2 separate regions of the Homo sapiens genome follow, and region 2 is linked to region 1. A link is an interaction called in ENCODE POLR2A ChIA-PET data of the cell type or tissue named here. Cell type or tissue: endothelial cell of umbilical vein. All regions are shown on one strand. Links, peaks and the distances in the headings refer to the core of each region. The heading gives the core; the rest is flanking DNA.

Evidence for each region. ChIA-PET counts read pairs that join two places held together with the same protein. Peaks named below come from ENCODE experiments on the same cell type or tissue, not always from the same donor. Only the 100,000 strongest peaks of a DNase experiment are listed, where the experiment ranks them.
Region 2: POLR2A ChIA-PET joins it to region 1 with 7 read pairs; 2 of 35 experiments call an interaction of 5 or more read pairs at or near these places.

What each region holds. Positions count from the first base shown.
Region 1 is chr1:51,744,996-51,757,073 of GRCh38, reverse strand. OSBPL9 (oxysterol binding protein like 9) reads right to left here. Exons shown (of 24, transcript NM_024586.6): 5 at 11,443-11,538; 6 at 10,317-10,364; 7 at 8,676-8,705; 8 at 6,879-6,929; 9 at 716-754. Among named protein-coding and RNA genes, the nearest start is that of MIR761, 85 kb to the left of the region's middle. In endothelial cell of umbilical vein, for the core only: no CTCF peak of the experiment used is centred there; a DNase peak (open chromatin) is centred at 6,673; H3K27ac peaks cover 1,521 bases.
Region 2 is chr1:51,456,669-51,468,746 of GRCh38, reverse strand. It overlaps EPS15 (epidermal growth factor receptor pathway substrate 15), which reads left to right. Exons shown (of 25, transcript NM_001981.3): 5 at 179-274; 6 at 3,421-3,486; 7 at 4,949-5,074; 8 at 7,597-7,656. Among named protein-coding and RNA genes, the nearest start is that of EPS15-AS1, 56 kb to the left of the region's middle. In endothelial cell of umbilical vein, for the core only: no CTCF peak of the experiment used is centred there; no DNase peak of the experiment used is centred there.

The DNA.
Region 1 (12,078 bases), core at 4,582-9,581:
AAAGCTGCCTCCTGCTTCAGGAATACAGACTAAGGTCACTCAGTTACCATAAAACTAGGGTAAGCACAAACCACAAACCTTCAAACTCTTTTATTTCCATCTGGGAAATACTAACAATACAATTTTCTTCTTTCTTTTTGGAGGGGAAGTTGAATATAAAGGAAAGGTAAAAAGATAAGAGAGAGGAAAGAGTGAGAAGATGGTTATAAGAGAAAGAATTCATGTTGTAAATTGTTCCAACAAAAATGCAGTACATACCACATTAACAATGATGGTTAACACATACACAAAAACTAAAAATAAAAGATAATAGGAACCTATAAATATATTCAAATAGATTAAGGTGTGTTTCAATATTGTACTCCCCCACCCCCACTTTCATCTGAGAAAAATAGAAATTAGACAAGAAATGTGGCACTGAGTTATGCATTATTTAATTGTAAAAGCTGAGTATTCATACCATGATTAACCCTTCAAGTTAATACATGCAAAGTGATTCAATCTGAACCCACACTTAGAAAAATTTTAAGATTGTCATTTCCCCTGCAAATGATTGCTGAAAGAAGGGAGCTTAAAGGAAACTGCAAGAGTCAACAACAAAAAGCAGTGAGTAGTTGGCATTGAAAAATGAGTAGTAATTCAGGCTTCTCCTGATATGACTGGTTATAATGCTCTGCAGAAGTAAAGGGAAACAAAAAGATTACATTAAACTTACTATCATTCCATCTGCGTGCTTCTCCGCATTACTCTGGTCCTTAAGGAAAAATGTTAAAAATATTAACTTCATTCTTACATGTAAGTAACTCCTTGTGTATTTCTCCTACAAGAAAGCTTATTTACTAGGTAAGTAATAATGTTAGAACATGATTTATCTGCCTCCACTAAGATTTTAATTCCATGTGTACATTCTTAGCCAAACACAATTCTAACTCTGGCTACACAACAATCAACACCAACAGCATGGCAATTATTTTTCTATATAGGGATTTAACTAAGTTCATCGTGGAAATATCCTGTAGAACTGTAGTCACATTCAAAATTCCAGGCAAAAGTGATCTCTACATGGATGAACCTTTGAAAACATGATGTTAAGTGAAAGAAGCTAGTCACAAAAGACCACATATTGTAAGATTCAACTTACATGAAGAGTCAAGAATAGACAAATCTAGAGAGAGAAAGTAGATTAATAGTTGCCAAGGGCTGGATGGGGTGAAGAGTAGGAGGCTGTTGGAAGAGAAAGGGAGGCACTGACGCTCCTCAACTTACAATGGAGTTTACCTCCCAATAAACCCATCTTAAGTTGAAAATATTGTTAAGTCAAAGATGCATTTAATTCATCTAACCTACCAAACAGCATAGCTTATCCTAACCTACCTTAAACGTGTTGTAGAACACTTACATTAGCCTACAGTTGGGCAAAAACCATCTCGCAACACAGTACACAGTGCAGAGTTTCAGCTGGCTACCCTTGTGATCGCGTGGCGAACTGGCAGCTGTGGCTTGCTGCCACTGCCCAGTATAGTGAGAGAAGATCATATAGCATTACCAGTAGCCTGGGAAAAAACCAAAACTCAAAATTCAAAGTACAGTTTCTATTGAACGCATATTACTTTTCTGCCATCATGAAGTCAAAGAATCCTAAGTAAAACCATTATTAAGTCAGGGACCATCTATATAGAAAATCTATATAGAAAATATTTGCTTAATAGGTATAGGGTTTCTTTTTGCGGTGATAGAAGTATGCTAAAATTAGATTATGGTGATGGCTGTACAATTTTGTAAATATAACAAAAACCATTGAAATAAACCATTTGTTTATTTATCTCTTTATTGGCCGTCTACCCTAGAGTACAATCTTGGTGAGGACTTTGCTCATCTTACCACTTGTATTAATCTGCTTGGGCTGCCATAACAAAATACCATAGACTGGGTGGCTTAAAGAACATCCATGACTTTGAAGACTTGGTGCAAAAAGAGAAAGAGTCATGCCTGTAATGCCAGCATTTTGGAAGGCCGAGGACGGAGAATCACTTGAAGCCAAGAGTTTGAGACCAGTCTAAGCAACAAAGCAAGACCCTGTCTCTACAAAAAATTTAAAAATTAGTCAGGCACAGTGGTGAGTACCTGTAGTCCCAGCTACTCAGGTGGCTGAGGCAGGAGGATTGCTTGAACCCAGGAGTTTGACGTTGCAGTGAGTTATTTATGATTGTGACACTGCACTCCAGTCTGAGTGACAGAGCAAGACACTATCTCTTAAAAAATGAGAGAGAGAGTAAGAAAGAAGAGAGAGGGAGAATATGAACTATCTCATTAGTAAATTTTTATACTGATTACATGTTGAAATAATATTTTTGGTACACTGGGTTACTAACATACATTATTAAAATTAATCTCACTTGTTTCTTTTTACCTTTCGAAATGTTATAAGAAAATTTTAAAATACATTTATAGCTCTCATATTTTTATTGTATAGCACTGGTCTAGACTTAGGATAATCAACAGGAACTGACAAAATTAAAGCCTCAAATTCTAAGTAATCAACAGTATTTATTTGCATCTATTTTATGCAAGACTATAAAAACTACATAAATCAAATTGATCTGTGTCTACCTTGAAAAATGTTAATAGTCTCTATCTTTGCCTGTAAGAATGACCATTTAAAGTGCCTGATTTTAATTGTATTGAAATACTGTTTTACCGCATGATTTAACTGGTGAAAATCAACCAGAGTTTAAGTTTGTAGCAACTATACCTCAAAACCAAAGCATGTCTAGCATAGCCTTTTTCCCAATTTCAGTGATAATTAAACAATGCAAAAATAGTGTTCTAGTAAATCACAGTCAACCCCCTGGCACATGCCATTCTGACAGGCATTCTGAGTTGTGGTATGTGGTCACATCACCTGACTGTGATACTGGTTAAGTCTCCACCTGCAGGGGCCTCCTAGCTTATCTTCACTCTGTCCTGCCCTACTCCCCTTCTCTCCCCTTACTCCCCAGCTCCACTGCAGTCTCCCAGGAGAAGAACATCAGCTGTCTCCACCAAGGGTAAGGGGAGGGATGTCTTCTGAGATAACAAAGCCCACTTGAAAATTCCACTAACCAGGTGGTCTCAAAACTTTGTTGCACATTAAAACCACCCAGGGGGTTTAAAATAATCCCAATACCCAGGTGATACCCCACACAACAGAATTATAACACAATGTCTAGGGATGGGAGCCAGGAATCAGAACTGATTTCCAAATGACTCCAATATGCAGTAAAGTTTAGGAACCAATACACTAATCATTTAGGCAGGAGAGAATCTACTGGGAATAGGAATTCAAATCAAAGAATCAAAACTGGAAGGAGCTTAAAATTAAAATTTTTACTTACAGCATGCCGCCTCTAAGAAGCTGATACTAATCAGCCCCAAACAAGAAAGGTATCAAATTAGCTATCTTCTCATATCACTGTGGGGTCTCAAATGGCATTATCTCCCTCAAAGTAGTTGATTCTGGTATTTTATTAACCTGCCAGTGAATAAGAGTCTGCCAAAGTGGCTATAACAATTTATATTTCCATCAGTACTCAATGGAAGTTCTCCAACTTTTACCAGATGTGTTACTGTCACTTTAAAATTTGCATCCTTCTTTTTTTAAATTTAATAAACACTTATTTAGAGCTTATTACATGCCAGCTACCAAGAGCATCACAAATAATCATTTAGTCTCACAGCATCAGTAAGAGACAGACATTACTATTATCCCTCTTGTATATGGAATATAAACCAAAGCACAGAAAGGATAAATAAACTTGCTCCAGTGGTGGGGCTTGGATTCAAACTCAGTCTGGGGGCCATAATCCACGCTCTTTAAGACTATGCAAAGTTGACTGTTGTTATTATTTTAAAATCTTTTATCTTAATCATAGATTAACTGATTAAATTTACCTAAAGATTAGTTTATAGGGATGGTCATCACAGCACATCAGAGAGGTGGCTAAGTAAAAAAAATCATACATATAGTGAAAATACTAAACCATGCAACCATTAAAAGTAATGCATTAGAAAAATCACTCAGTAATTCAGTTATTTATCAGGCACCTCCTATATGGTAAGCAACTGTAGGCACTGAGGATACAATGGGGTTATGGACTGAATGTTTGTGTCCCTCCCCAAATTCCTGTGTTGAAGCCCTAACCCCAAAGGTGGCTATATTTGGAGATGAGACCTCTACAGAAGTAACTAAGGTTAAATGGGATCATAAGGGTGGGGCCCTGATTCAATAAGATTAGTGTCCTTGTAAGAAGAGAAACCAAACAGCTTGCTATCTCACACGTGCACGCTCCCTCTCTCTGTGCATACTCACCAAGGAAAGACTATGTGAAGACATGGCTATCTACAGGCCAAGAGAAGGACCCTCATCAGAAACTGAACAGGCCAGAATGTTGATCTTGGACTTCTGGCTTCCAGAACGGTGAGAAAATAAACTTCTGTTCTTTAAGCCACCCAGTCTATGGTATTTTGTTATGGCAGCCCATGCAGACTAATACAAGTGGTAAGACGAGCAAATTCCTCACCAAGATTGTACTCTAGGGTAGACAGTCAATAAAGAGATAAACAAACAAATATATCGTGTAAACTTGACTAGTGATACGAGGCCACGAAGAAAAAGAAACCAGTGGGAGGTATAGGCTATTTTAGATACAGGAGTCAGGAAAAGTCTTTCCAAAGATGTTCCTTGTGGCAGAAATATGAATAAAGTGAGAGAGTGAGCCTAGTGGCAATCTGTGGTAAATGCCCTCCACGTGGAGGGAACAGCAAGTAAAAATCCCTAAAGCCGGGGGCGGGGGTGGAGGGGGGAAGCTTGTCTTGCCTGAGAAAAAGAAATGAGCCAATGTTACTGGAATGGTGTGACCAAGCAAGGGTAGGAGACAGGTAAGAGGGCAGTGAACGTAAGTAGTTTCTATTTCATTCCAAATGAGATGGAAAACATCAGGGGTATTTGAGCAGGCAAGTGACACGGTCTCATTTACATTTAAATTAAGTTTAAAGATACAGAGTCCATATACAGTACAAATATAATTGAGGATTGTATTTGTACATAAGAAGACTTAACAACAATAAAACTTCCTTCTGGAATAAATAAAAGGCCAAATTTCATTTACGTGATCCAAGTTATCCATTGCGAAGAACCCTAAAACGTAGTTTTATTAAGCTGGGCTAACACAGACAGGTAGCAAGTACAAATTACACTAAAAATGTTCTCGATGAGTGGCTAAACAGTGAGCTACTGAAATAGGCTAGGCTGACCTACTGTACAACTATCTAAAGTCCTGAATGATTTTCAGAGATCACCCAAACTGGCTTAAACACTGTATCAGCTCCTCTGCTTCCCCAATCTTCAATAGAAGGCAGTATGTATTCCCTAAAATACCTAGTCACTCAAACAGGGCATGGTGTGGTTTACTGGTTATCTGTAGGTAAGCTTTTGGATAACTATAGGTGCTTCTACTCACCTATGTAATTCCAGAGCCAAGAAAAACTAAAATAAAAACTTTATCTCTTTTGTGCCTCCAATCCTATCTTTCCTTCTGCTTGGCTTTGGAATATACTATGATCTACAACAGGAAATGAAAAATTTAGACACATACATAGGAAATCTAGATATCACTAACATCTAGAAACAGAACATAAGCCCTAAGTTCTGACACTTTAAGTATAATACATTGGGCTGGGTTTGGTAGCTCACGCCTGTAATCCCAGCACTTTGGGAGGCCAGGAGTTCAGACCAGCCTGGGTAACATGGTGAAACCCCCATCTCTACTAAAAATATAAGAATTAGCCAGGCGTGGTGGTGCATGCCTGTAACCTCGCTACTCAGGAGGCTGAGGCACGAGAATCAGTTGCACCCAGGAGGCAGAGGTTGCAGTGAGCTGAGATTGTGCCACTGCACTCCAGCCTGGGCAACAGAGCGAGACTGTCTCAAAAAATAAAAAATATATTTTAAATCAGGCCTCAAAAGAAAATGACATTGCCCCATTTAATTTATAAGCTAAATATCCTTACTATCCAAATGCAAATGGACTGTCCTATGCTATTGTGTCATTAACAACAGTAGGTTAAAAGTCTCTATGATTTGGCAAACAAACATATGCAACTGAAGAAGTAAAAGAGATGAGTAATTATAAACTCATTCAAACAACATTTCTCAACTGGGCTGTGGAGCTGGTCACCCACCCCTTGCTAGCCACTTGCTGGAAATAAAGGGGTGTAGTGAGGTAGAAATAGTTTTAAAAATTCCTATTCTCAAACAATAATATTCTTATTTCAGAAACTCTCAGGCAATAAAATATATATTTAGGTTGAATACACCAAAATTTTTCAGAAAAAGAGACAACATATATGAAATTTTTAACCCACAATAATTCAAAATATATTTTGTTTCATGAATAAGGAAGAATAATTAAAATCCACTAACGTAGTTCACTACCAGAAAAAAATCCGTAAAAATTTAAAAAATATATCTCTATTATATTCTTCATTATGGACAATAACTGTCAGAACTTACTTCTCTATTTTCTAAGAAAAACTTTTTTTGTGGAAGGTTTTGTAAAATATGTCCCTGTTCTAAGCAGTGATAATGGATAAAATGGAAGGAAGGGATGAGTCATTCAAACATGCTCCCCTCCTTCCCAGCTACCAGAAATGACATTACCAGAAACAGTAGCTAAGATAATAGCCAAACACAACAGTTGTTCCATAGAATAAGCTCACAATACAGTTTAATGTAGAAAGGTACTATGTTTCAGATCTGAGTTTTTTTGCTATTAAAGAAAAACGCCATTATAATTTTTGAACTCCATACACAAAGGTAATTGAAAGTAAAATTTACTTACTTTGGCAATCTGCAGCAACACAATGCAGTGTTTAATTGATTCTACCATGCTCTATAAAAACAAAACACTGATTTTAGGATCTTGGCTCAAATAAATGGATATATAATGTTAAAGCTTAAAATATAAAAATCAGTTCAGATGTATAGAGTTTAAGTCTATACTACACAAGAAATATCCTCTTTGGATCTAGTGGGTTCTAGTATGCTGATAATGCCAAATGAAGTTATTCATTAGCAGTTCTATGAATTTTAACGAATGCCACAAATTGTTAATTTATACTAAATAATATCTAATTTTTTTTTCTTTTTTTTTTTTTTTAAGAGACAAGGTCTCACTATGCTGATCACGCTGGATTGCAGTGGCTATTCACAGGCACAATTATAGCACACTGCAGCCTCAAACTCAGAGGCTCAAGCGATCCCCGTCTCAGCCTCCCGAGTAGCTGGCACTACATGCACATGCCACCGTGCTTGGCTCTAAATGGTTTTTCAACACTTCAAACAGAAAGACATACGAATCTGATTAACTTACGAATTCTTACATCAACAGCAAGCAACCCTAAGAAATCTACCTAAGACACTGATAGGCTGGGTATGGTGATTCACACCTGTAATCCCACTGCTTTGGTAGGCCAAGGAAGGAGGATCGCTTGAGGCTAGGAGACCAGCCTAGGCAACATAGCAGAATCCCATCTCTATAAAAAATTAAAATAAAAATTAGCTGTGTGTGGTAGCGTGTGCCTATAGCCCTAGCTACTCAAATGGCTGAAGCAGGAGGATTGTCTGAGCCCAGGAGTTCGAAGCTGCAGTGAGCTATGACTGCACCATTGTACTCCAGCCTGGATGACACAGCAAGACCCTGTTTCTTAAAAAAAAATAAAAAGACTTTGATGGAAGTATGGAGAATAAAGGATCCTGTCAAAACACTGGTGAATCAAATTATTATTTTACCTGTTTTAAAATTTTGAGCAAGGTACACATCTCATAAGTAGCCCATTATATAATGTCAGAAGTCCACTATATCAGAAAACTTGAATTATAATATATTTTAATAAGAAAGAAGCCAGCTGCAGTGGCTCATGCCTATAATCCCATCACTTTTTTTTTTTTTGAGACACAGTTTCGCTCTTGTTGCCCAGGCTGGAGTGCAATGGCACGATCTCAACTCACTGCAACTTCTGCCTCCCCAGTTCAAGCGATTCTCCTGTCTCAGCCTCCAGAGTAGCTAGGATTACAGGCATAAGCCACCACGCCTGGATAATTTTGTATTTTTAGTAGAGATGGGGTTTATCCATGTTGGTCAGTCTGGTCTGGAACTCCCAACCTCAGGTGATCCGCCCACCTCGGCCTCCCAAAGTGCTGGGATTACAGGTGTGAGCCACCGCGCCCGGCCAATCCCACCACTTTTGAAGGCTGAGGCAGGAGGATCGCTTGAGCCCAGGAGTTGAGACCTGGACAACATAGTAAGACCCTGCCTTAAGAATCAAAGAAATTAATTATTTTTTTTAAAATATGAAATAACATATCCACTGTGCGTGGAAGACACCTTTTATCAAGATTTCAAACGAGACCAGAAACAGGTAAATGGTACATGAAGTCAATTTCGATTAAGGGGCTTATTCTATTAGTATTATTTTAAATTCCTTTAAAAAAAAATACAATGCTTAAGCACCCCTGTATAATATTCATAAAAACTAACATCTCAATTGCTGTCATCAATAGTGGCAGCTTAAAATAGAAATAACTTTTTAAAACATTTTCTAATGCAAAGTCAGAATGTATCAAACATATAACTTACATTTGTTGTCTCTTTGAGAGTTTCAATTTTCTGTGAAAAATAATAAGTTTAAACAGAAATAATCAGAAGCACAAAGAAGGACGGTTATTTTTTACTGGCTAGTCATTTAAAGAATTTTACCAAAATGTACTCATTCTAAGTGAGTACAAGCAAGTTGGGAAGGGAGTACTTTTTGTTGTATTTTGTTTTTTATCTAAATCAATTATTTGTATAAAAATTCCAGACTTTTATGAATTATATGTTCTCTTTAATAAAATTCACGTGATTCAATTTAAGGTTTGTAAGAATAATATAAAACATTCTTATTCCTGGCTGGGCACGGTGGCTTGAGCCGGTAATCCCAGCACTTTGGGAGGCCGAGGTGGGCGGATCATGAGGTCAGGAGATCGAGACCATCCTGGCTAACATGGTGAAACCCCACCTCTACTAAAAATACAAAAAATTAGCTGGGCGTGGTGGCAGGCACCTGTAGTCCCACCTACTTGGGAGGCTGAGGCAGGAGAATGGCGTGAACCTGGGAGGCAGAGCTTGCAGTGAGCCGAGATCACGCCACTGCACTCCAGCCTGGGCGACAGAGCAAGATTCCATCTCAAAACAAAACAAAAAACAACAACAAAAAATTCTTATTCCTTACCTGAAAGCAAGTTTTGGCTTTTCTACGAATTTCACTTATTTTAAAATCACATTTATCTTTCCTAAGTTGTTTTAAAACGACATGGGACTAAATCCCAAAACTAAAAATGAAAGGTGAGTTATAACATGAGTTACTATTAACAGGTATAAAAGAGCCAAACGCAAGGCTATACAGTCAACAGAAGAGCAAAAAAAAAAAAAAAAAAAAAAAAGCCAAGGAGAGGAAAAATGTTAATTAGAAAAAAGACAATATGCAAACTACAAAGTAGCTGTCAGAAATGCAAGTGGGGGACAATAGCAGAACCATAATTAAAGCAGTATTTGATTTGTTTCTTCATATATGGCTTTTTATTTATTCTGAACATTCTTGCTGGTTGGTTTATTGGTATCTGAAGTGACCATATGTAACCAACTTTCTACCTTCAACATATGATACATGAAAAGGAAATAACTTACTCCTAGGAATATGATACAGAAAAGGTATTATATTAAAACTCTGGGCTGGGTGTGGTGGCTCACACCTGTAATCCCAGCACTTTGGGAGGTCAAGGTGGGTGGATCACCTGAGGTCAGGAGTTCGAAACCAGCCTGGCCAACATGGTGAAACCCTGTCTCTACTAAAAATACAAAAATTGGCCAGGTGTGGCACATGCCTGTAATCCCAGCTACTTGGGAGGCTGAGACAGGAGAATCATTTTAACCCAGAGGGTGGAGGTTGCAGTGAGCTGAGATCGTGCCAATGCACTCCAGCCTGGGCAACAGAGCAAGACTATCTCAAAACAAAACAAAACCAAAAAAACTCCACAACTCTGTATATTATCCTTTTGTTTAATTATGAAACCATAACAGAAATTTATCAGAAAAGTACCCTTGAGGTCCATATGGCAGTAATATTACACTAGGTCAATAATATTATTATAGTAAGTAAAAACACACTAAGATACTTAGTGTTCTCCAAAAGGCTGAATTTAAAATTTTTAACGTCAAAAGCACGGTTATGGAAGTTACCTTTCTCTGTTCATCTTCTTTGCAGTTTTGAAGCTTGTCATCAAAAAGCTACAAGATTTTAAAAAATGGTTATAGTATCAAGCCACTTTACTATACGATGTACATTCACTAAACACAGAAAAACAAACATTTGTTCTTAAACACATTTTGTCCAGGGATGATTTATATGTTATTTTCAAGACAACATGTATTTTTTTTCGAGCACTCAATCAAAGTCAAATTCTATTGTATGAAATCATTTTAACTGGTCAAGATCAATCACTCTGGAAGAATTATAAGCAAAAGAAAACAGATGACTTTTAAAAAATTAAACTATGAATTCAAACTTGAAGTTTTTTTTCTGCTTTGTTTTCCAAGTTTATCAACAGTCCTTTTCCCAGCACCTCTGCTTTTAATTAATTTTAAGTAGGAACTGAAGGAGACAATTCATTTCAGTAATGATAAAAGAGGTAGAGAAATCACCTCCCCATATTCCATCTCCCTCAAATTAAAAAAGTGTTAGAAATTGAGCCACTAGGCAGGGCACGGTGACTCACACCTGTAATCCCAGCATTTTGGGAGGCCGAGGCAGGCGGATCACAAGGTCAGGAGTTCGAGACCAGCCTGGCCAATATGGCGAAACCCCGTCTCTACTAAAAATACGGGCACCTCTGTAATCCCAGCTACTTAGGAGGCTGAGGCAGAAGAACAATTGCTTGAACCCGGGAGGCGGAGGTTGCAGTGAGCTGAGATCGTGCCACTGCACTCCAGCCTGGGTGACAGAGTGAGACTCTGTCTCAAAAAACAAACAAACAAAAAAAGAAATTGAGCCACTAAAACACAGTTTCATGGAAATTTTAAACAGAATATGAACCAAATCTTGCCTTATTTTTTTCTAATTATGCCTACATATTTACCTTTTTTTTCTTAATGACCAAAAAAGCATTATGTAAATATGCTATTTACCAATATAATTAGAGATAAAGACCTTTGAATAAGTCAGCTAGATCTTTTAAGTCTGCTTTAAAAACTGCTGAAGAACCACATGAGGGCTGTAAATTAACATCAAGTAACTGTTTTTACTCAAAAATCAAGCTCAGTAACATTTTCTATTTATATAAATTTAATATACAAACTAATGCCATACCTTTAATTGTTCAATCAAGATTTGTAGGTAAGCATCAGCTTCTGTAAGTTTCTTATCAAAATCTTGGACACTAGGAACAAATCCTGAATCCAAACCCTAGAGAAAGAGAATTTGCAATAAATCTACCAGAACCCAAGCAAAGTTTAATAGTACAAAAAATACTTTTCCCTTCATACATGAAGACATTTCAATTTTTAAAATACAGTTCTATTTTGACACAAATAATAGGTCTATTTAACAGTTAGGTCTATTTAAACAGTGGTACATCAATCTTCCTCATTAACTTGGAGCACTGCTTCCCTTCTCAGCAGTTACACATGCTGCTGCTCAAATTGGATTTACTCTTCTCTCCAGAATCACTTTCTTATCTCCCCCAAACCCTGTAATTGGCTCCCAGTCACCACTAGAACAACAGTAATTTAACAAAGGAACATAAACAAAACCCACCTAGGTTACTTCTATTTTCCCCTTTTTCATTCAGTTCATTCCTCCCTTCCCTTAATGTTAACTTCATATTCTCACTGTTTAGTTCTCCCATTCCTCAACCCACCCCATGATCTCTGAAGTTTTCCTCCCTCCTCCCCTACTAAAGAAAGAACCTCTAAATTTTCTCCTCTTCTAAGAGGTGGCCCCTCT
Region 2 (12,078 bases), core at 3,822-8,821, 290 kb after region 1:
ATCTTTCTACATAGGATTTTTCTGCAAGATATTTTTGAAGCAAATATGCTACTTGTTGCTACATAAGACCTCTGTAGTAATTATGAATTGTTTTATATTTTTAGATTGTAAGTATTTGTGCAGGTAGGTAAGTTGGTAGAGGGAGAATGCTCTTAACATTCATACTTTTCTTTCTTAGGAATTCTTTGTTGCTTTGCGTCTTGTGGCATGTGCCCAGAATGGATTGGAAGTTTCACTAAGTAGTTTGAACCTGGCTGTTCCTCCACCAAGATTTGTAAGAAATGCTTTTAGATTTAAATTGTATTTAATTTTTAAAAAGTGACACCACGTTATTTGAAAATTAAAAGTAATATATTAAAAGGAATTCTCCCTTTGGCCCTTTCACTCAGCTACTTGGCTTTTTTCCCCCTACTGGCTCCTGCTGTTTTTAGTTAATTTCTTGTGTATCCTTCCAGAGTGATTATATATGTATATGTGAGAAACTATAGGCTGGGTGAGGTTGCTCACGCCTGTAATCCCAACACTTTGGGAGGCAGAAGTGGGAGGATCATTTGAACCCAGGAGTTCAAGACTGGCTGGGAAACAAAGCGAGACCCCCATCTCTACAAAAAAATCTAAAATTTAGCCGAGTGTGTTGGTGTGCACGTCTGGTCCCAGCTACTTGGGAGGCTGAGATGGGAGGATCATTTGAGCCTGGGAGCTCAAGGCTGCAATGAGCCGTGATCACACCGTTGCTCTCCAGCTTGGTTGATGGTTTAAGACCCTGTCTTAAAAAAATATATATATATAAATACTTATTTTCTTATTTTACTTTAATTGTAGCATGCTATATATTAACGGTCCCCAACCTTTTTGGCACCAGGGACCGGTTTCATGGAAGACAATTTTTCCATGGACCTGGGAGGGATGGATGGTTTCAGAACGAAACTGTTCCACATCATCAGGCATTAGATTCTTATAAGTAGCATGCAACCTAGATCCCTCACATGCGCAGTTCATGATAGGGTTCGTGCTCCCATGAGAATCTAATGCCACCGCTGATCTGGCAAAAGTTGGAGCTCAGGCCATAATGCTTGCCTGCCAGCTGCTCACCTCCTGCTATACAGCTCAGTTCCTAACAGGCCATGGATGGGTACCAGTTTGTGGCCCAGGGATTGGGGACTCCTGCTATGCACATAATTCTATACCTTTTATAAGTAGCTTATTAAGTTTTAGAGGTATTTATATATCATTACATAGAAGCTTCCACTTTGTTTTTTATAGCTGTGTAGTATTTCTTTGCTTATGTTTATGATAATTAACTTTCTATTGATAGGCTTTTAGTTTATTTTGAATCTTTCATTATTAAAAAAATGCTGCAATGAATAATAAACTTGGACATATGTTATTTTGCATGTGCAGGAATGTATTTATATGTGTTAATTTCCAAAAGTAGAAATGCTGTTCAAAAGTTTTTGCCTTTGTAATTTCTATGTATTTTGTCAACTTGCTTTCCATAGTGGTTGTACTAGTTCACCCTCCCTCCAGCAATTGTTTGAGTGCCTGTTTCTGTACACTTTGGCTAGCATACTTTGGTTAAACTTTTAGATCTTTGCGGTTTGATAGGTGACAGTATGTAATTTTAAATTTATCCTTTTGGTTTTATGGAGTGAGGTTGAATAGCTTTTCTTGTGCTAATAAGAATAGCTTTCTTATAAGCTTTTCTTATGTTTACATTGCCTTTATGTGAATGTCTGTTTATAGCTTTTGCCCATTTTTCTTGGTTGTTGCTCTTTTACTTATTGAATTCTAGGGCCTCTTTAATTATTAGGACATTAACTCTTTGTCTGTATGAGTTGCAAGTCTTTTTTTCCTATTTTGTCATTTGTCTTATTTTTTTTGAAGAGACAGAATCTTGCTATGTTGCCAAGGCTAGCCTTGAATTCCTGGGCACAAGTGATACTTCTGCCTTAGCCTCCCAAATAGCTGGGACAATTGGCATGTACTACTGAGCCTGGCTTATTATTGTCTTTTGTGTAAATAAATTGTCAGGTTAAATTTTTTTTAATTTTTTACATTTAAGTTAGTATTGATCTAGGATGTGAGTACAGATTTTATTTTTATTTATTTATTTATTTTTTTTTGAGAGGGAGTTTCGCTCTTGTCAACCAGGCTGGAGTGTAGTGGTGCAATCTCAGCTCTCTGCAACCTCCACCCCCTAGGTTCAAGTGATTCTCCTGCCTTAGCCTCCTGAGTAGCTGGGATTACAGGCACCCACCACCACACCCGGCTAAATTTTTTTTTTGGTGGTAGAGATGGTTTTTCACCATGTTGGCCAGGCTGGTCTCGAACTCCTGACCTCAGGTGATCTGCCCACCTTGACCTCCCAAAGTTCTGGGATTACAGACGTGAGCCACCACACCTAGCCTAGATTCAACTTTATATTTTTTCAAGATGGCTACCCTACAGAAAGTATAGTCAATACAGTTTATTAAATAATCCATCCTTCACTTCCTGTCTCTTCATTCCCTTTGAAATGCCATCTCAGTTGTGTGCTAAATTCTCATATGTATTTTGATTGCTTACTCGATTTTTTTTGTTCTTACCTATTGATCTATTTATCCATACCATATGCTGATGTTACATTGTTTTAATTATCATATTTGGTGACATGTTTTTTAAATCTAGTATGCTAGTCCTCCCCACCTCACTCCTTTTTTTCCCCAGATATTTTATGGCTCCTCTTGTTTTTTGTTTTTTTAAATTTTAAGAGATGGCCTCATTCTGTTTCCCAGGTTGGAATACAGTGCTGCGATCATAGCTCACTGTCACCTTGAACTGGGCTCAAGTGATCCTCCCCAGTAACTAGTTGCTTGTTTTTAAACTCAACATTTTAGAAGTTTTTGGTCTGCATACTAATAATTTAATTTCTTAAGTTTAGAGAATTTCTGCACTTTTATGTTTAGGCATGTAGTCAGAAGGTTAATTTAGGGATTTGTTGCCTACGTGCATTACAGTCATGCATTGCTTAACATGGTGAAATCCCATCTCAACTAAAAATACAAAAATTAGCTGGGTGTGGTGGTGCATTCCTGTAATCCCAGCTACTCGGAGGCTGAGGCAGGAGAATCGCTTGAACCCAGGAGATGGAGGTTGCAGTGAGCCGAAATCATGCCACTGCACTCCAGCCTGGGCGACAGAGCAAGACTCCATCTCAAAAACAAAATAAAACAAAAACCAGAAAAGGTACAGTAAAAATATGGTATTATAATCACTTTGTTTCATTGTTATTTAGATGGTCTAGTAAATGTAAAATAGTGTCCTGTGTGCATTGAGATCCAGCATTTTGTGTGAACATATTTAAATCCAAAAACCATTTTTTCTTCATTGCTTCTTGATGTGAGAATTTCAACTCTTGTTGTGCTTTACTTTCTTCTATAGCATGATACCAGTAGTCCTTTGCTAATCAGTGGAACCTCTGCAGCTGAGCTCCCATGGGCTGTAAAAGTAAGTAAACTTTGTAACTATTCTCTCACCCCTTCATTGCTTCCTATCTACTCTCTCTCTACCTCTGAAATATATTGCTATCTTCATTAGACTTTCATACATGTTTAGGGAAAGGTAGGGGAGAAGCTGTTACTGGTGTTTCTGAGGGATCTTTCGGCTCTGTCAGTTGTTTTGTGACAGTATCGGTCTACTTGTATATCTGTTATAATGTAAAGAAAAATGGTGATGTCATAATCTTGTATTAACTAAAATATTTGATTAAAAGATAGTTTACCCCACTGGTGTTATCTCTTACTTGAAAATTCTGGTTAACTATGTATTTTCTAGATGACTCTAAAACAAACAATTCTTTATGAAATCTTTTTAGAAATAGGTATTTTGCATTATAGTTTTTCAGAGCCACATCATATCGTACTATAAAACTTGTAATTTAAAAATGCTTAGACTATAGCAGATCAAATGAGCTTTGATAAATGTGTACAGTTTTTTTGAAAACCATTTTTATTTGTATGTCTTTGTATGCTGTGGACTGGGCACTAAGTTTTAAAAGTGTGGGAATATGGCCTTGACTGGGCAAATAATGAACAATAGTTTTTCATGTTACACTAATAACTTTTAAAAATTTAGGAGATATCTTGTTATTGACAAGAAAAAGAAATATTGCTTTGGGAAAAATGGAGAAATCTTGATGTTTATTCCTTTAGTAATTATTTTATTTTTAAAAATTTATTTGTGGCTCATGCCTGTAATCCCAGCACTTTGGGAGGGTGAGGCGGGCAGATCATGAGGTCAGGAGTTCGAGACCAGCCTGGCCAACATAGTGAAACCCCGTGTCTACTAAAAGTACAAGAAAATTAGCTGGGTGTGGTGGCAGGCGCCTATAATCCCAGCTACTCGGGAGGCTGAGGCAGGAGAATCGCTTGAACCCGGGAGGTGGAGGCTACAGTGAGCTGAGATTGTGCCACTGCACTCCAGCCTGGGCGACAGTGCAAGACTCCGTCTCAAAAAAAAAAAAAAATTTTATTTATTTGAACTGCACCTCATACCATCTTTAGAGAGTCATGGAATGTCACTAATTAGCTGTGTGTTCTTATAAAAGTTACTTTTTTGCTCTGGGTCTATTTAAGTGAGAGGGTTGGACTAGATGTTCTTCAAAGCCCTTCTACCTCTGAAATATTTTGATTCTAACCCAATAGTTGGAAAATAAAGATGGTGTTCCAGCTACAAAAAGAATGGGCAACACCAGACTCTTGGGTAAAGTCACTTTGAAATTATTATTTCCTATGTATTTTTTTCTTGCGTATCTTTACAATGAATATTATATTTTGATGAAAGTGAAAAATGTTTTTTAAATGATAGTTTAAAAACATATGTAGTCTATTCTTTAAGGACTTGATTTTTATAACTGCAGTTAAATCCTTTTCTCTTATTATTTAACTTGTGATTTTGTTTTTTATTGTAGCCTGAAGATAAGGCCAAATATGATGCAATATTTGATAGTTTAAGCCCAGTGAATGGATTTCTGTCTGGTGATAAAGTGAAACCAGTGTTGCTCAACTCTAAGTTACCTGTGGATATCCTTGGAAGAGTAAGATATTATTTACTCCGAAATGTAATTTTTATGTATTTTAATTTTATATCTATTATGCCAGGAGCATGTATAACTCTTTGTTAAAAATATACAAATCTTATTTTAAAGTTGTATCATTATAGGATTTTTTGTTTTCTGACTTAATGTATAAAATTATTGCCAGCATATTTCTGTATTTGGTTATTCCCTGTAAAAATGAGTGGTTGAAATGAATTACATATGTAAGCCCCTTAAGTAGGTCCTTTTTTAGTTTGTGCTGTACACTCTTGACCTCCTATTTGCTTGAGTTAATTTCTAGAGACCATCAGTATTTTATGTCTGCCACTTACTCTGTGGCTGTATCATGGTGTCTTGTTGTAAGGAATAGTTTTATCTCTGAAATCATAAATTCTTCTCTCTAACTTGTACTTCCTGTCTTTATAGAGCTCTTTTCCAGAAACTAGCAAGACTAATTCTTTGACTGGTTTTACTAAGACCTTTAAATCTGACTTCTTGGCTGGGCATGGTGGCTCACACCTATAATCCCAGCACTTTCGGAGGCTGAGGCGGGTGGATCACGAGGTCAGGAGTTCGAGACCAGCCTGGCCAATATGGTGAAACCCCATCTCTACTAAAAATACAAAAATTAGCCGGGCGTGGTGGTGCGCAGTCTGTGGTCCCAGCTACTCAGGAGGCTGAGGCAGAAGAATCGCGTGAACCCAGGAGGCAGTGGTTGCAGTGAGCCGAGATCGCACCACTACACTCCAGCCTGGGCGACAAGCAAGACTGTCTTAGAAAAAAAAAAAAAAAAAAAAAAAAATCTGACTTTTTTACTTTTCCTCTTTTTTTCAATTTTTTTACTGTGATAAATATGCATATCATGAAATTTAACATCTTAACCAATTTTAAGTGTACAATTCAGTGGTATTAACTACATTTACATTATTATGCAACTATCCCCAATATCCATCGCCATGAATTCTTTTCCTCCTGTAAAAGTAAAACTTTATTCCCTGTCTTTTGGTCTACAGCTTCATATCTATCCTTAGCCCCCTTTGCCATGTTATTTTTCTATCTCTCCTGCCTGATGGAAAAAACATGAAGTAAATTATCTGCCTTCTCTGTGGTGCATGTGGACTACTGAGCAGGTGTAGTAAGATTGCTGTCACTTTAAATTTATCATCACCAGCTTCAGCTGGGCTTCTCCGTACTGCCAGTCACTCTTGTGCTGTTTCCATAGTGATTTCTCCATAATCCTCTTCATATTTCAAATCTTAACTACTCTCTTTAAACCTCTTGCCCTTTCTTTTTTTTTTTTTCTTTTTTTGAGATGGATTTTAGCATTTGTTACCCAGGCTGGAGTGCAATGGCGCAATCTTGGCTCACCACAACCTCTGCCTCCCGGGTTCAAGCAATTCTCCTGCCTCAGTCTCCTGAGTGGCTGGGATTACAGGCGTGTGCCACCACGCCCAGCTGATTTTTATATTTTTAGTAGAGATGGGGTTTCTCCATGTTGTTCAGGCTGGTCTTGAACTCCTGACCTCAGGTGATCCACCTGCTTCAGCCTCCCAAAGTGTTGAGATTACAGCGTGAGCCACCAGCACCCGGCTGCCCTTTCTTTAATTACCTGCTTCAGCAGATTACATAGGGTCAAATCCTGGCTGCACCACTTCTTAGCTGTGTGACCTTGGGCAAGTCATTAGAAAGCCATGTCTCAGTTTTCTAATCTTTAAAAGGGACATAATTCCCAGCTTATAGAATTGTAGTGATTGAATGTGATAATGAATGTTAAGTCCTGCTTATTACCATGATTGCTACATACTCTTTGAATGCTAGCTGCTATGATGATGACAACCACCATACCACCATATTATTACTACTACTGGATCAATGTTATATAGATTTTAGATGCTCAATAAATATTTATTTAAATGCCATTTTTTAGTATTGTTTCCCACTAATTATTTCTCCCCTGTGTGATCAGTGTGAAATTTCTAAACTATAAATACACTGTTGTTATTTTATTACTTAAACCTAACTTTTTAGTAGCTTTCCATTGCACTTAGAATAAAGCCCAAACTCCTTTCAAGGCAATTATAACCAGACACTTGCTTATCTCCATTTTTAACTCTCAACAGTACACTTTTTTTTTTTTTTTTTTTTTTTTTTAAGAAACAGTGTCTAGCTCCGTTGCCCAGGCTGGAGTGCAGTGGCATATCATAGTGCACTGCAGCCTTGATCTCCTAGGCTTAAGGGATCCTCCTACCTCAGCCTCCTGAGTAGCTTGGCCTACAGGTGGATGCCACCATGCCCAGCTAATTTTTTATTTTTATCTTTTGTAGAGATGGGATCTCGTTATGTTTCCTAGGCTGTCTCAAACTCCTGGGCTGAAGTGATCCTCCTGCCTTGGCCTCTCAAAGTGCTGGGAGGCCATATGGGCATGAGCCACCATTCCTAGCTCATAAACTTTCTTTTCTTGCCCTCGAGTAGAACATGAACTGAAAGAACATTAATCTTTTTTCAATTATTCTCTTTTTAAGGTTTGGGAGTTGAGTGATATTGACCATGATGGAATGCTTGACAGAGATGAGTTTGCAGTTGTAAGTAATCTAATGTTCTTAACATCTTCATTATCTTAATGATTTTCTCATGTGCAAATTTCCTCTTTTAGTTCATCCTTAGAGGAAAACTATATTCTCATCAGATTATTGGGTGAACTTTTTTTTTTTTTCTTTTTGAGACAGAGTCTCACTCTGTCACCCAGGCTGGAGTGCAGTGGCACAATCTTGGCTCACCACAACCTCTACCTCCCAGGTTCAAGTAATTCTCGTGCCTCAGCCTCCCAAGTATCTGGGATTGCAGGCACATGCCACCACGCCCAGCTAATTTTGGTATCTTTTGAAGAGATGGGGTTTTGCCGTGTTGGCTAGGCTGGTCTTGAACTCCTGACCTCAAGTGATCTGCCCACCTCAGCCTCCCAAAGTGCTGGGATTACAGGCATGAACCACTGTGCCCGGCTGGTTGAACATTCTTATATAGAATTTATATTTATTTTCTAAACAAATGGATAACAGAAAATGTGTGTTCTGCCATCTTCATTTTATTTGGCTTTAAGGTACATAGGAACGTATACTTTGTATAATTACTGTAAAGATAGTATCTTTTGTATCACAACCTGACCAGGTATCTTAGTACCTGCTTCTAATATGGAATAATTTTGCTTCAAATGTATCTCCCAAATTTCACATTTCCTTTTATTTCATTTAAAGGAAACATGAATAACACTTGAGTTTCACTTCATTTATGAAGGCAGAAAAGTTTTGACATTTTATCTGAAGACATGTCATCTTAGTAATTGAATAGTTAATTCCAAATATGGTTGTATTCACCTCTTCCTTAAAGGTTTGATAAAACTTTGCTGTGAATTCATCAGTGGTAAATTTCTAATTTCCCTTTTACTCTCAGATTTTCTCTTTTTATTTTGGTAAGGAATTACTAATTTCTTTTACTTTCAAACTTGTTGCTACAAATTTGTGATACTCTCTTTCGTGGTTGTTCTCTTTACTCACTCCAAGTCTTGGGAGTACTCCCACTTGTATTTTTACTTAATCTGATTTTGTCTAGTTTATTGATCTGTTAGAAGAACCATCTTTTGAATTTACTTATCCTTTCTATTATATTTTGACTTTTAATTTAATGATGTTTAACATTTAATTCCCTGTTACATTTTCTTATTCTTTTTATTTTAAATTTCTCGGAGATGAGTATTATGTTTCTTCAGTTCTCTTTATCTTTAATATTGAAATCATTTAAAGGATATATTCACCCTTGAATACAGGTTTAGTGGGATTCCATAGATATTGGTACAAAGTTTTCTCCTTTATACAGCTTTTTAGATAATTTTTAGTTTTATTATCTGGTTAGGAATATGTTTCCTAATTTTAAAGTGGTTAAGTTTGGTTGGTTTTTGTTACTTTGATGTATACTTTCAACCTGATTGGATTATAACTAGAAAAATATAGTCTATAAAATGTCTAATTAAAAAAATTAGTTAAGGCTTTCTTTGTTGCCAAGTTTATGACCTGCTTTTACATATATTCCATGGATATGGCAGTATTTCTGTTTGGAGGATATTAGAGTTTTATAAATTCATTATATCAAATTTATTTTATTTTATTTTATTATTTTTATTTTTGAGACAGAGTCTTGCTCTGTTGCCCAGTATGGAGTGCAGTGGCGCAATCTTGGCTCACTGCAACCACCGCCTCCCAAGTTCGACGATTCTCCCGCCTCAGCCTCACAAGTAGCTGGGATTACAGAAGTGCACCACCACATCTGGCTAACTTTTGTATTTTTAGTAGAGACAGGGTTTCACCATGTTGGCCAGGCTGCTCTTGAACTCCTGACCTCAGGTGATCCTCCCGCCTCAGCCTCCCAAAGTGCTGGGATTACAGGCGTGAGCCACTGCACCCAGCCTCAAATGTATTGATTATTTAGTTTCTCTTTGTCCTTATTTTTCTTTTGTTTTTGGCCCTTCCTTAGATTTTCCTCATTTTCCACAAGAGCCAGATGAAATAGGCAGAATACATATTACCACATTTTAAAAATGCAGAAAGAGAAACTTAAAGTGACTTGAATTCTTGTTCACAGGTACCTAATCTTTTTAATTTTAATTTGAATAATAGTTGGGAAATGGTAAAGGATACTCCCTCGCGGTGGTGACAAAAGTTATCTCAGTCGCATTTCAGGGGTTGAGCCATTGTTTGTGGGATGCTTTTGGGAATGGGGCCGTGCTGAAGAGATTTCGGTGATGATATACTTTGAAACATCGTCAAACCCTACACATAAACTTCTCATAAATGGTTTTTGTGGTAAGAATATTGGTGCAAAATCTTTGCATGGTACGATGTAATGAGGGATTTTTTTTCTCATAAAGACAAATTTTTTTTTTTTTTAGACGGAGTCTCACTCTGTCACTCAGGCTGGAGTGCAGTGGCGGGATCTCAGCTCACTGCAGCCTCGGCCTCCTGGATTCAAGTTATTCTTCCACCTCAGCCTCCTGAGGAGCTGGGATTACAGGCATGCACCACCACCCCCGGCTAATTTTTATATTTTTAGTAGAGACAGCGTTTCGCCGTGTTTGCCAGACTGGTCTCGAGCTCCTGATAATAGGTGATCCACTCGCCTCGGCCTCCCAAAGTGCCGGGATTACAGGCATGAGCCACCTCTTCAGGCCCAAGACAAAAATATAGTTAGAGTAGATGGGGAATAGTAGTGTCATCATTTGATAAACAGTAGTGCATGCTAAGGTAAATGAATAAACACAATTTATCTTATATGCCTGGAGCCTATTCCCAGGTAACTGGCCTTTTTTTTTTTTAATAAAAAGCTTTATTAAAAATAATTTTTGAATAATAAATACATTTGTAGGAAATTACTACCTTGAATTTTGTTTTAAATAGTAGACACCCCTTTATCTTCTCCTAGATTTACTTGTTAACCATTTTGTCACATTTGCTTTCTCCCTGTATCCATATTCTTCAGAATTTTTTCCTAGTTTTAAACTCTAGCTTGTGTGATTTTAATACTGCTTCTCCTGTTCCCTCTTTTTTTGAATTACCTGATATTTCTTATGTTTGTTGTGTATGTCTCTTGAAAATGGCAGATTTCTGTATTTTAATGCTTTACCTAATTGGATAGTTTTTAAGATAATAGCACTTATATTGATTTGATTTTCCCTTCTTTACCGATTTATTTTACATTTTTATTTTCTCTGTTTCTTACTGTTGCTTATTATCAACTTGTGATTCATTCCCTTACCCCGCCTCCCAGTTAATGTGGAAATTTTGTTATAATGTCTTGTTTCATTAATATAGTTAATACAGGTTGAGCATCCCTAATCTGAAAATCCAAAACTTGAAATGCTTCAAAATCTGAAACTTTTGAGTACTGACATGACCCACAAAGTGGAAAATTCCACTCCTGGTCTCATGTGATAAGTTACAGTCAAAACTTTTGTTTCATGCACAAAATTATTAAAAAGATTGTATAAAATTATCTTAGATTATGTGTATAAAGTTTATATGAAACATAAATGAATTTCATGTTTAGACTTGGGTCCCATCCCCAAGATAGGATAATATTCCAGAATCTGGAAAAAAAAAAAAAAAAAAAAAAAAAGATAATATTCCAAAATCCGAAAAAATCCAAAACACTTCTGGTCCCAAGCATTTTGGGTAGGGGATTCGCACCTTGTGCCCCTTTTCCTGTACTAGTACTTATTTCTCCTATGTTGAAAACAAGATTTTCAACCATTACTCTAGCAAAATGAGTCCTTTAGATTATTTTTATTTATTTTCTTCCCCATCATGTTCTTTTTTTTAGTTTTAATTTTTATTTTTTTTGAGATGGAGTCTCACTTTGTTGCCCAGGCTGGAGTGCAGTGGCGCGATCTCAGCTCACTGCAAGCTCCGCCTCCTGGGTTCACGCCATTCTCCTGCCTCAGCCTCCTGAGTAGCTGGGACTACAGGCGCCCGCCACCACGCCTGGCTAATTTTTTTTGTATTTTTAGTAGAGACGGGGTTTCACTGTGTTTGCCAGGATGGTCTTGATCTCCTGACCTCGTGATCTGCCCGCCTCGGCCTCCAAAAGTGCTGGGATTACAGGCTTGAGCCACTGTGCCTGGCCCCCCCTCATGTTCTAATTCCAGAAGACCTTAGAACATTTTTTGTGACTCAAATTCTAGATTTTGCTCAGTTAATTTATTTCTTTTGGTTTTGGTATTTTTCTTCCAGTTTTGTTCAATATTAATAACTAGTATTCTTTTGGTTAGAATTTGTCTGATAAATCTTTCTTTATCCTTTTACTTTAATAAATAGAGCAACATAATCTGTACTCTTTTTAAAAATTATAATTACTGCAAGATAGCCTGTGTAACTACAGCTGCAAGTCATTGATTTGTTTTTATTTACAAGCATCAATATTTTACAAAACTGAATTTTGAGAGCTGATATCATTCTTCC